2 separate regions of the Mus musculus genome follow, and region 2 is linked to region 1. Evidence: chromatin loops called from intact Hi-C (ENCODE). Cell type or tissue: left cerebral cortex. All regions are shown on one strand. Each heading gives the region's core, and the rest is flanking DNA. Links, peaks and the distances in the headings are about the cores only.

What was found. A loop is a pair of places that touch in the nucleus more often than their neighbours do. Peaks named below come from ENCODE experiments on the same cell type or tissue, not always from the same donor. Only the 100,000 strongest peaks of a DNase experiment are listed, where the experiment ranks them.
Region 2: it touches region 1 in a loop (3-fold over the local background); 2 of 42 quality-filtered maps call a loop at or near these places.

The regions. Positions count from the first base shown.
Region 1 is chr12:79,277,774-79,282,773 of GRCm38, reverse strand. It overlaps Zfyve26 (zinc finger, FYVE domain containing 26), which reads left to right. Exons shown (of 42, transcript NM_001008550.1): 11 at 1,809-2,417; 12 at 2,645-2,731; 13 at 3,616-3,684; 14 at 4,215-4,366. Among named protein-coding and RNA genes, the nearest start is that of Zfyve26, 16 kb to the left of the region's middle. In left cerebral cortex, for the core only: no CTCF peak of the experiment used is centred there; a DNase peak (open chromatin) is centred at 2,895.
Region 2 is chr12:79,158,854-79,166,682 of GRCm38, reverse strand. It overlaps Vti1b (vesicle transport through interaction with t-SNAREs 1B), which reads left to right. Exons shown (of 6, transcript NM_016800.3): 2 at 274-332; 3 at 1,544-1,735; 4 at 6,101-6,274. Among named protein-coding and RNA genes, the nearest start is that of Vti1b, 9.7 kb to the left of the region's middle. In left cerebral cortex, for the core only: no CTCF peak of the experiment used is centred there; no DNase peak of the experiment used is centred there.

The DNA.
Region 1 (5,000 bases), core at 1-5,000:
GCAGACACCTTCCCCAGTGACTGCTCTGTGTGGTTACCACTTCCTTCCAGGATGGAGTACCCTTGATTTGGAAGTGCTCAGGAATGATTGTGCACATCTATCGACCTCTGCATCAAAAGGACCTGTTTACATCTTGACGGATCTTACTCTGATCATCTAGCATAGTATTTGCCAGATGTTTTTCTTTTTGTAGCTAGACACCACAGTGAGAATAGCATTTCAGAGGCTGGAGAGATGACTCTGTGGTTGAGCGGTGGTGGTGCACATGTTTAATCCCAGCACTTAGGAGGCAGAAGCAGGAGAATTTCTGAGTTCGAGGCCAGCCCGGTCTACAGAGTGAGTTCAAGAACAGCCAGGCATGCACAGAGAAACCCTGTCTCAAAAAAACAAAAACAGAACAAAAAGCACTGACTGCTCTTCTATAGGCCCTGAGTTCAGTTCTCCGCACACATGGCAGTGTATAATTGTCTGTAACTGTAGTCCCATGGGATGCAATGCCCTCTTCTGATGTACAAATGTGCATGCTGACTAAGCACCCACATACATAAAATACATAAATAACTCTCTCCATCTCTCTCTCTCTCTCTCTCTCTCTCTCTCACACACACACACACACACACACACACACACACACACATACACTCCTCTCTCTGCTCACATGATCTTTCTCTTCCCCCTCCCCCGCCTCTCTCCCCATGGTGACTTCCCTGGCTTCCATCCTTGGGGCTGGTAAACTCATCTGAGAACAGCTTCCCAGTAAACCTATCTATGTAAACAAACAAGAAAGAAAGAAAGAGAGAGAGAGAGAGGGAGAGAGAGAGAGAGGGAAGGAAGGAAGGAGGGAGGGAGGGAGGGAGAGAGAGAGAGAGAGAGAGAGAGAAAGAAAGAAAGATAGATGTTTCTTATCAACTCTGGTTTAAACTTAGGTACGCAGCTTATATCTTTATATATGTATACATATATGTGTGTGAAATATAAATTGAAGCTTAGTATTAAGAAACAGTACTTGAAGTCGAACATACGATTGTTTTTCTTTCCCTTTCCATTCTTCCTTCCTTCCTAAGTCATACTGTGTAGTTAGTTCAAATGGAAATTGATGTAGCCTAGTCTGGCCTCAACCTCCGAAGCCTCCCAACACTGGGTTACAGGCATGAACTACCATGTTTAGCTCTGCCTCCTCCCTCCCCTCCTCCTTGCCCTCCTCCTTTTCCTCCTCCTTTCCCTCCTCCTCCTCTTTTAATTTTTTTAGATTCTTTTTTTAAATATATATGGCTGTTTTGCCTGCATGTCTCTGTGTATCATACGCATGCCTGGTGCCCACAGAGAACAGAAAACAGCATCAAGCCTCCTCAGAACTGGAGATACAGAGGCTGTGAGCCATCATATAGATGTAGGGAATCAAACCCATGTCCCCTAGAAAAGCAGCCAGTGCTCTTAATCACAGAACCATCTCTCCAGCCTCTCTTTTGTTAGGGCAGTTTCATTCTGTAGCTCAGGCTGGCCTTGAACTTGTGGCACCCCTCCTGCCTTATCCTCCAGAATGCTGGGATCAGAATTGCACCACCACGTTCTTGTGAAATGAGAGACCTAGGCAGCCTAAGGTCCTCTTTAAGCATAGTGGGAGGTTAAAGTTGAATTGAGATTATGATAAGGAGCCCGTGTTACCTTAATCCCTAGAACTGAAATCTGGAGGAAGCCTTTGTCATAGATAAGAAAGCTTGTGATCCTGTAAGAGCAGAAGCATGGCATTGTTCAGTGGCTCTGCTTTCTCAGGTTGCTCTCCCTATCTCTTCCTCGTCCATGCTTAGGTGCTTCACATCTCTTCCCTACGTACCTGGCCAGGTGCCGACAGTATTTACACAGCATCCCCGCCTCTCTGTGCCTGGAAATCCTGGAAAACATCTTCTCACTGCTCCTCATTACCTCTGCTGACCTTCACCCAGAGCCTCACCTTCCCGAGGACTATGCCGAGGACGAGGACATTGAGGGGAAAGGCCCCTTGGGTTTGAGGTCCCCATCAGAGAGCCCTCAGCACATAGCCGCAACTGAGAGGAGGTCAGAGCGGGCTTCCATGGGACCCAGGAACCCTGCTCATACAGTGCCCGGCTGTCCAAAGGCAGAGCCGAAAGACAGTTCACCAGGGCCTCACAAGCACAGCTTTTTGGATCTGAAGCACTTTACTAGTGGCGTGAATGGATTCCTGGCCGATGAGTTTGCAATGGGAGCGTTCCTCAGCCTTCTTCAGGAGCAGCTCACTGAAATCAGCAGCCACCGCACTCCCGAGGAGACAAAGCTGCCGGAAGACCAGAGCTGTTCAGCGGCCAGAGATGGACTGCAGAGCCGCCTGCACAGGTTCTCAAAGGTTCTCTCCGAGGCACAGTGGCGGTACAAAGTGGTAACGAGCAACCAGGGCTCAGGTGAGAGGAGGGGTCGGAACTAGAAAGTCTAGAAAGCGGGGAAAGGAGAAAAGCCCCAGCAATGTGGACAAGGGGCGGGCATATGGGAACCACACCCTAATCCGAGACATATGACCTTAGCAGCCCAGGGCAGTGCTACAGGTCCCAAAGCGTAATGAAGATCACCCCGCCTGTTTCCACAACGCTCAGATCAAAGCTGGTCACCATGCCTGTGTTTGCTGTTTCAGAAGAGCAACCTTCCCGAAGATACCGGCCCATTGCCACGAGGCATTCTAGTCTCCGCCGAGGTCGTCGGACCAGAAGGACCCGGGCAGGTGATCTAAAGAACTCTTGTCAAGCCTTGTTCCCATTCACCTGACAGAGAGGCATGCCAGTGCTTGTCTGTTCCCTTAAGCTGAGCATATGGTCAGAAACACAAACGCATCCTCCCACTCCCACAGTCAGCTCTTAACAGTTTCTTACACAGCCATGCAGAAACTTTCCATGCAACATAATGTACATATCCTTTCACATATTCCCACATACACGCCCACATACATACACACACACATGCACAGGTTGTAGACTCTCTGGGAAGGCGAAGGTTGACATGAGAGAAACCTGGGAAACTGCATGGTGGTGGTGGTGTCACTCAGCTCTGATGCTCTAAGCTGGTTGGCTTGGGACACAGGCAGAGTCTGCATCCACCTGAGTCACCCAGCCCACGAGTGTACACTCAATTTCCTTTTCTCCACAGCTGTTCCTTTCCACAGGGCTGCCTCAGCAGTGGGCCAAGGGGACACTATTGGTGGGTGACACGGCCTTCATAAGGCCACACTAAGGGACAGACAGCCTCCATTGGCACTGAGCAGCTTTTCCCCTGGGCAGCCTTCTGCAGGCCACGGCCGGCACTTTATTTCCTCCCTTTTCATATCTGAAGATACATCCTCTATGTCAGAAAATGTCACGACCCCTTCTTTGCACCTCATTGTTGCCTGTTCATGATTTTACCAAACTATCACTAGTACTTTGTCTTCAGATGTTGGTCACAAGCTCCCAGGACTCTTAAGACCCCACATGGTAAAAGCCATTGGTATAAACTGCTATCCTGTACTCGCCCTTTAGCCTCAGTCTGTCTAGATCTTGACTTGTAGTCTGATTTCACACTTTGTACGCTATAAGGAGTTGCTGACTAAATTTTCCAATCTATTACCTCTAGATGGCCGGGAAAGAGGCTCCAACCCATCCCTGGAAGGGACAAGTAGTGAGCTGAGCACAAGTACTTCAGGTGTGTGCGTCCCAGCCTGCTGCTACCTGCAGACAGCTTGCCCTCGTGCACCCTTGCCATGCCCTGCGCTGCAAACACTAGAACTGAAACTTTGCTCAAGGTTTATTCTTGCAGAGAGCAGCAGATGTCAGCTGGGAAAAGGCTCTCTTCCTTAGTTAAGTCACCCAGTAGTAAGACAAAGGTTCAAGGAAGGCAGTTGGTACTTATATTCTAAGATGGTAATACATGTTTGCCCTTCGTACATGAAGACATGACTGGCAGTTATTTAGGGAAAGGAAGAAGAGTGCTTCATTAAGAGGCTCTTTCTAACCCAGGCAGTGGTGGTGCACGCCTTTAATCCCAGCATGTGGTAGGCAGAGGCGTTCAGATCTCTGTAAGTTTAAGAACAGCATGGACTACAGAGTGAGTTCTAGAATAAACAACAACAATAAAAAGTCATTTGCAAACCTTTTATAGAAACTATAGGAATATGGAGAGATGACAACTCTGGTTTTTTTCTTAATGTCTCCAACATCCTTACACCTGAACAGAAGGGAGTCTGAGTGCTGTGTCTGGGCAGGTGGAGTCAGACAGCCGGTTTCAGACCCAACCTCAGAGTTCGATCATCCCCATGATGTTCTCCACGCCGGAGTCTCTGCTGGCATCCTGCATCCTCAGGGGGAACTTTGCAGAAGCCCATCAGGTAAGCAGAGCCATAGCCACACCTCATCACGGTAAAGCATGCCAAGTGAGCCCCTAAAGGGTTGTCACATCCGGCCTCAGGGATAGCTAAATATATGTGGCATCAAAAGTACTTGGGGGTGCTTGCAAGAGGTCCCCCTGAGCAAAAGAAGTAGAAAGGAATGTCTGTGTGTACAGGCCCCGTGCTCAGCACTGCAGGCCTAGAGGCATTGAGTTACTTGTGTTCCTAAGAGAAGTGGCATGTTAACAAAATACAGTAGCCACAATCTCACTACCTCATAACAGTGAAACTTTTGTTTCTTTCTTCATACTTTTGTGAACATATCTGTGTTTTTATGTAGTTAAAAATCAGAGCTGGTCGTGGTAATGCACACCTTTAATCTCCACACAAAGGAGGCAGAGGCAAGTGGATCTCTGAGTTTGAGGCCAGCCTGGTCTACAAAGCAAGTTCTAGGACAACCAGGGCTACACAGAGAAACCCTGTCTTGGAAAAAAAAAAAAAACACAGTGCAGATAACTTTTGGTAATAAACAGAATGACAGCTGATTCACCATACAGCATACAAGTAGCAAACTGGAGTACCCTGCTGGTATGTAAGGAAAATATCATTCAAAAGACTCAAGCTCTCTGAGCCT
Region 2 (7,829 bases), core at 1,368-6,367, 120 kb after region 1:
TAGTAGGGATGTTGTTGGCGTTAGAACCAAATAATTGTTATGCTGGGCTTTGTCCTCAGCAATAGTATTTCCCTGGGTACGAAATGCCAACACAGTAGGCACCCTTCAGGCACAGTGAAAGCAAGTCTCCAAATATAGCTAGGCCTCTAGGGGTAGTTAAGTGTTACTACCCCAAATCAGGGGAAAATGGGAAGGTTATCCTAAGCAGAGGGAATGCCTCTACAAATGTACAGAAGCAGTAATAAGTGTTTGAAATGCACCTGTCTTTTCTAGAAGAGAAGAAGAAGCTGGTCAGAGATTTTGATGAAAAGCAACAGGAAGCAAATGAAACGGTGAGGACAGGGAGCAAGTACTTGTTTCTTGTACTTGGTTTTGGTCTTTTCTAGAAATACTATGGCTTCATAACAGGTAACCTTTTCCTGTCTTCTGACCTTGATTTTGACTGTTTCTAAGTCACTTTTAGGTTCTCTTTTGTTATTGTGATGAAACATTCAGACAAAAGCAGCTTAAGGAAGAAAGGATTTGTTCTGGCTCACAGTTCATGTGGTAGAGAAGTCAAAGCAGTAGGAACTTGAAGCAGTTGATCACATCACAGAGAGTGATGGTGAATGCATGCTACTGCTTAGCTCCCTGTCTCCACTCTATCCCAGATCCTAGGTAGGGGATGGTGCTACCCACAGTGGGGAGGCCTTTGGATTTTTGAGTGATACAGTCAAGATAATCCCCCAGAGACTAACCTAGGCTAACAGGTGTGTCCAGAAGTTTGTCTTCCTAGGTGATTCTAGATCCTATCAAGTTAACAGCACTAACCATTGCACTTATTAAATGAGGCTAACTTGTGGGAATGGGTGTTGAGCTGGCTTAACAACACAAATAGGTAAAGTTTGAAGATTTCTGAAGTACAAGCCTTTGCTGACACATTCCGAGTATGAGTAGTAGGGGCATTCCCGTACCTTTGCTGAAGCTGCCCACTGAGATCAGTTACTGACCTTGGTTAAACTTACTGACACAGAAGATATATAATTCACGGAGCATGCATCTATGTACATGCTCTTATTTGCATTGTTAGGTATAGAGCCTAGGTCTTTATGCATGCTTGCTACCACTGGTGCATTCATCAAATACTTGTGTTTGTTGTGAAAGTGCATGTGTCTTGTGTGGCTGCACATGCATGTGATCTCCTTCTTCAAATTCCATCCACCTTGCCTTTTCTTTCTCTTTAGTCTTTAAAACCGGTTTTGTCATTGCCCTGGAACTTGCCAGCCAGCACTGGGACTATAAGCACACGCTGCCATCCCCAGTGTTATCTGCATGGTTCTGGACATTGAATTTAGGTCCTCACATTTGCAGGGCAAGCACCTTCCTGTCTCTCCAGCCCACCACATGCTTTCGTGAGTGAATGTCTGCTAGAAACTATGTCAGGCACTTCAAGTGGATGTGGCGTTTGTGGCCTCTGCCACAAAAACATACTTGTTATTTTGGATACCTATGCCCAGGTTAGGGGAAAAAAAGGCTGTCTACTTATCCCTTTTGGCTTTCCTAGTTGGCAGAGATGGAGGAAGAACTACGATATGCACCCCTGACTTTCCGTAACCCCATGATGTCTAAGCTGAGAAACTACCGGAAGGACCTTGCTAAACTCCACCGTGAGGTGAGAAGTACACCTCTGACAGCCGCTCCTGGAGGCCGAGGAGACCTGAAGTATGGCACGTATACCTTGGAGAACGAGCATTTGGTAAGTGTTAGCTGCTCCTTCCTTACGGGCCTGTGGTACAAGAACTAGAGGGTTTATGTTGTCAATGTATATTGAAGTCTCGGGTTTCTGTTTTCTTACTCTTGGCCTCTTTCCTGCCTCTAGTTGCCATTCTCCACTCTACTTGCTGCTTTTAAACTCCAATCTGTCTAACTATGTGCCTAGAATTCTTTGTGAGCTTAGATAGACAGGTAGATAGGTAAACAGACAGACAGAGCAGTACTTTGTCTCTCCCAAACCTAGAAACTGTTCCAAGCTAGACTCTGTATTTTGACCTGTTGGTCGAATTCATTTTCTTCTTGGGCTTTTCTTTTTTTCATATACATTTTAGAATCATTTTCTTGGGTATACTCTCAACATTCAGTTGGATTTTAAGTGTTTGTTTTGTTTTTGAGATAGAGTCTGGTATTCTCAAGTAACTATCCCATCACAACCTCCCAAGCAGCTGCTGCTCAGTTAGATTTCTAATTCATCACAGTATTTTTTACAAGATTAATCCAAGCTTTCTGTTAGCTTAATATATCAAGATGGCCCTGAACCTGGCAGAGAAACACAGAGTACTTCTCAGTAGGGCCATTCTGACACCTTGTCTTGTAAAATCAGCCAGACTGCTTCTAAGTCAAATGATTCTGACATAATATTGGGCTTCAAGAACCCATATCTTGAAACCATCTGGAGAAGCTGACTAGTTAAAGGAATAAAATAAAAAAACTTCCAAAGTTTAATTTAGTGTGCTGTATTTGGATTATAGTCCACAAAGAGCAAAGTTCACATAGAATTTGTAAAAGGAATGGAAAGGGACCCAGCACTGCAAAATTAATATCTATAGAAGGGCTAGCAGGAAAACTGTAAATGCTATGTCAGGATGTATTTTTATTAGAGTGTGAGAAACAATGTTCTACTGACTTAACATTGCTGAAGTTTAAGCACATCTTTTGGAGAGGAATGTAAAACATTGGCATGGAGACAGATGGCAGCAAAGGTAAGAGGCTGGGAACCCCAGAGTCATGGGGCAGGCCTGGGAAGCCATACAGTGAGGAGATGGAGGAGTTCAAAATGAGGCTTCCGTCAGTGCTGCATCCCTTGGAGGCCCCATAGACCTCTCTGACAAGCTCCGTAGCTTCTATCTCAAAACACAAAACACAAGACTTGGTGCTCACAGTGATTGGACTTAGAGACTTAGAGAATGGAGAGGGTCAAGCAGCTGCAAACGGTCATTATCCAAGTCAGAGTCTGTGTCAGCTGCAATCCTCCTCAGATGGCAGCCAGACCAGCACATTTTGTGTGGCAGCATAGGCAAGCACTCATTGCCAAGGTCACAGGCATTGATGGGTTGCTGGATGCCTTGTATGGCAAGGTGCTGACTGAAGAACAATGCCAGACACTTTGTGCAGAGACCACCAATCAAAGCAAGATAAGGGAGCTTTTCAGCTTTGCTCCAGCCTAGAACCTGACCTACAAATACTTCAAGTTCCTGGGGTATGCACAGCCCTACTTGGTAGCTGATCTGCAGCAGATCTGAAGTATCTTCCCTAGCAGTGGCCCCTACATTAGTTCCTGGCTTCTTAGACACAATTTTTGAAGAGAAAACAAAACAATTTTGAAATGGATGCATGTGAGTACACCAGTGAAGGAAGGCTGAAAAGGGCAAATAGAATTTGTTAAAACAGATATTATAAAAAAAATCACTCTGGTAATTTTTTTTTCTAACTTCCCCCTCAAAAAAAGAGTATTGAAAAGTCCAAACATTTACTTTAAATTTATTAATTTCAAAACATGTAAGTCAACTTGAAAGAGGATTGTCACCATGATGCCAATACTGGCCTCAAATACCCCGTAGAGCTGCTGACTCAGCAGCCCGAGTCCATAGTATAGATAACACCTATACCTTCAGTAGGATTATCCCATGTCTATCTGAGGCTGATTTATGTAGCTAAACATGTGTGCCTTTAGTGGGACTATCCCATGTCTTTCCAAGGTTGATTTATGTGATGTTATCTTTTCTTGCTCTATTTTATGTGCGTAGGTGTCTACCTCCATGTTCACCATGTGCATGCAGTTCTCACAGAGGCTAGGTGAGGCTACTGATCCCTGAAACTGCAGTTACATATGGTTGTGAACCAGTACGTGGGTGCTGGGAATTAAACCCATGTTCTCTGAACGACAGCCAGTGCTAATCCCGGAGCCATCGCTCCAGCCTCTCTTTATTACATTATTTATTTTGTATGTATACATAAGCACGTGTGTGGAAGTCAGAGGACCACATGCAGGAGTTCCCATAACTGAACTCAGGTCTTCAGGCTTGGCACTGAACCATCTCACCAGCACCATTTTAGCTGCACTGAACCTCACTCTATTGACCAGGCTGCCCTCAGAGCCATCCTCCCACATCTGCCTCCTAGATGTTAAGATTGCAGGCGTGCACCACACACGATGGGATTTATTTGATCCTCAGTGGTTTCTTCACTTACTCGTCTGTATGCTATTTGTAAAGTAGACATTCTTATTTTAAGAATCTAATTTAAGAAAAAATTTGAGAGAGTATATAGTCCTTGAACTCCCTATTGTGCATCAGGCTAGCCTTGAACTCACAAAGATCCTTTTGCCCCTGCCTCTCTTGTGAGTGCTGGAATTAAAGGTGTGCACCACTGTTCCAGCCCAAGAGGCTAATTTTCTCTTCTCTTTTTTCTTTCTTTTTTTGATACAGGATTTCTCTATGTAACCCTGACTGTCCTGGAACTCAGATCTGCCTGCCTCTGCCTCCTGAGTGCTTGGATTAAGAATCTTAATTGTTGATGACATCTTATGCCATTTGCCACCTGCTCTGTAGTAAGTTCTGTGAGCTGAGCCCCTCTTGATTATGTGTGCTACCCCATCTCTGCCCATCTTTATTGATTCTGGCCAGACGTGGGCTGCTTTTGTAGTCGTGCTGCATTTAGGATTAAAGAGAAAAAAACTTCAGTGAAGATTTAGAGTTCTTGGGAAGTTAGGGAAGCTTGCTTGAGGTCCAGATTCCCCTTCTCTGTGAGCAAGTCACCAGCGTGATCACTTGAGAGTGCTGTTTGGCATGAGGTGATGTTCTTTTTTGGTGGTATTGGTGGAGTTCACAAACAGATTGTAGCCATAGAACTTTTTTCAAGAATGTATCAATGTCTCTAGCTTTTAGTGACTTCTATGCTGAGAAAGAATACCTTATTTATGGTCTATAAATCTTCAGGACCAGTCAAATGGGAATCTTGAGGGAACTAATTATTTTCTAGAGTTCTGGGGAGTTAGTTGTTTACTTGTGGCCCTATGAAAGGCTAGCCAGGCATGACGACACACATTTACGGTTCCAGCACTTGGATGTTGAGCCAGGAGGGTCATGATGAGTTTGAAGCCAGCTTCAATTACAGTGAGACTGTCTCAAAAAACAAAAATGAATAAATATTTGAAAAAGTTTTAACTTTTAAAGTCACAAGCTTAATCAGGTCATTTTTGCACACACTACCACCTTCTCAAGTCTGGATGCTGACTGAAGTTGCTAGTAACCAATTACAAGTTTATAATGGATTTTAACTGGTCTACAGGAAAAATGCTCCGATTTTTTTCAATCTATTTTCAGAAGTATAACAGGAAGTGGGATGTACCTGCTTTAGTCTAGGACCTTGAAGAGGATCTTATGGTTCATTAGAATCTTTGATTCAATTTTAAAAAGCACAGCTAACCAACTCTTCATACCCACTGCAGCTGAATACCCAGTCAGCTTTGGATTGAAAATATTTTTTAAAAGTATTATATTTATCCAGGCATGGTGGCACCTAGCTTTTCATCCTTGCACTTGGAAGGCAGAGACAGATGGATCTCAGTGAGTTGAAGCCAGGCTGGTCTACATAGTAAGTTCAAGGTTTGCCAGGACTACACAGTAGAACTCTGTCTCAAAAAAAAAAAAAAAAAAAAAAAATTCCAGTTTTGAGGGATCCAATACCTTCTCCTGGCATCCATGGGCACCCTGGTGCACATGTACACATGCATAAATAAATCTTTAAGAATGTTTTTATTTGATGAGCATCTATTGATGATTTTCTTGTCATGATTCTCTTGAACAATATTTACATAATATTTACCTTTTCTCAGGTATAAGTAATCTAAAGATGATTTAATGAATTGGGAGGAGAGAGAGAGAAAGAGAGAGAGATGTTATATGTAGATACTTATACATAGGACTTCAGTAGAGTGCCCTAAAATCAGTTTCCTGCAGAAAGAAAGGAAAAACTGTAGTGAAAGAAGAAAGTCACAAGGAATGTATTGACAAAAAATTCTTAATAATGGAAGTAGCCTAAAACTTTTCTTCCTTACTCCTGTCAGAATCGACTACAGTCTCAAAGAGCATTACTCCTACAAGGCACTGAAAGCCTGAACCGGGCTACCCAAAGCATTGAGCGTTCTCATCGGATTGCCACAGAAACTGATCAAATTGGTACAGAAATCATAGAAGAGTTGGGGGAGCAACGAGACCAGTTGGAACGTACTAAGAGCAGAGTAAGTCTGGGCAATGTGTAAAATCGGAGGGTCCTTCATACCCAGATGTCGTACTAAAGCCAGACACTACAGCAGTTCTGAATTCTGGAAATAACTCTTTTATTCTCTCTCTGGGAATAACAGCCCCCTCCCCTTTTCACAATTTTTAAATTGCTGGGCTAAAAGATTCCCCATTAGAATTAATACAGAGCCAAAGGAGATGGATTAGTCGATAAAGTCAGTACAGATGTCCATGCATTTGCAACCCCAGAGTTTGGGGGTAAGGATTAGAAAAAGTTGGATTTTTGGAGCTTGCTGGCCAGCCCAGTGTATTGAGAGGTCCTTTAAGGTGGTGTAGCCAGTTTTTGTGGGTTCTTCTACCCTTCCCCACCCTCTCAACCCCCAACACAAGATAGGAGAGGAAAAAGGAAAGAGAGGAAAGGGGGTGATGTTATTGTTAGGCTACTTCCTGCTGACTAGGAGTATAGAGCTTCTTGTGTCAAGTTTGATCTTCAAGATTTCTAATTTCTTCTCATCTCTTTGTGCTTAACTGCTTGAGAAACCATGACCAACCACCAACAGCAACAATCAATCCATCTTGTTTCTTGGGACTCTAGCATTTATATACCCTCTGAAAAGTCCCCAGAATTCCAAACATCACACAGTCACAGAAACTATATGCTGCTGGCAAAATCACACCCCTGCACGAGGCAAATCAAAGTCAGCTGCTATGGACAATCTGAAGTAGCCCCATATCTTATACCTGGGATTAAAACAAAAACATATTCTTATATCTCTGTGGGGTTTTTTTCCTAAGATTTATTTTTATTTTATGTGCATTGGTGTTTTGACTACATGTATGTATGTGTGAGGGCACCAGATGCCCTGGAACTAGAGCTATAGATAGTTGTGAGCTGCCATGTGGGTGCTGGGAATTAAACCTGAGTCCTCTGGAAGAGCAGCCAGTGCTCTTAACCACTGAGCCATCTCTCCAGCCCCTATTTCTGTGTTTTAAAGAAAGATAATAATGCCAAAATTGCCTACAGTGTGGAGAGCAGTCAAGGAAGGTACCCTCCATACCCACACAGATGTGCACATACAACAGACATAAACACACAAAAATACGTAGATGTGTCTATAATATTTGTGAGTTGAATCTTGCTATTTAGATCTGACTGCTGGCCTGGAACTCAGTGATCCTCCTGCCTCTGCCTACTGGGATTAAGGTTGTGTGCCACCATGCTGGGCCGCAAAGCAATAATGATTTATACTATTTCATGTCTCGCTTTATTCATGAAAAGAGAATGTGAAAACACCAGTAAGGATTCAGTGAAAGGAGATTTTAATTTCAGGTCTAACAGCATATTTTTCTATTCTTAAAAAAAAAAAAAATTGTGTGTGTAGGTTTTTTGCCTGTATATATATCTCTGTATCACATGGTCCTGGTGCCTAAGGAAGCCAGAGACATCAGATTTCCTGGGACTGGAGTTATGCTTGTAAACTGCCATACCCATCCCGGCAATAAACTCAGGTCCTCTGGACAAGCAGCAAGTGCCTTTTTTTCTTTTTCTTTTAT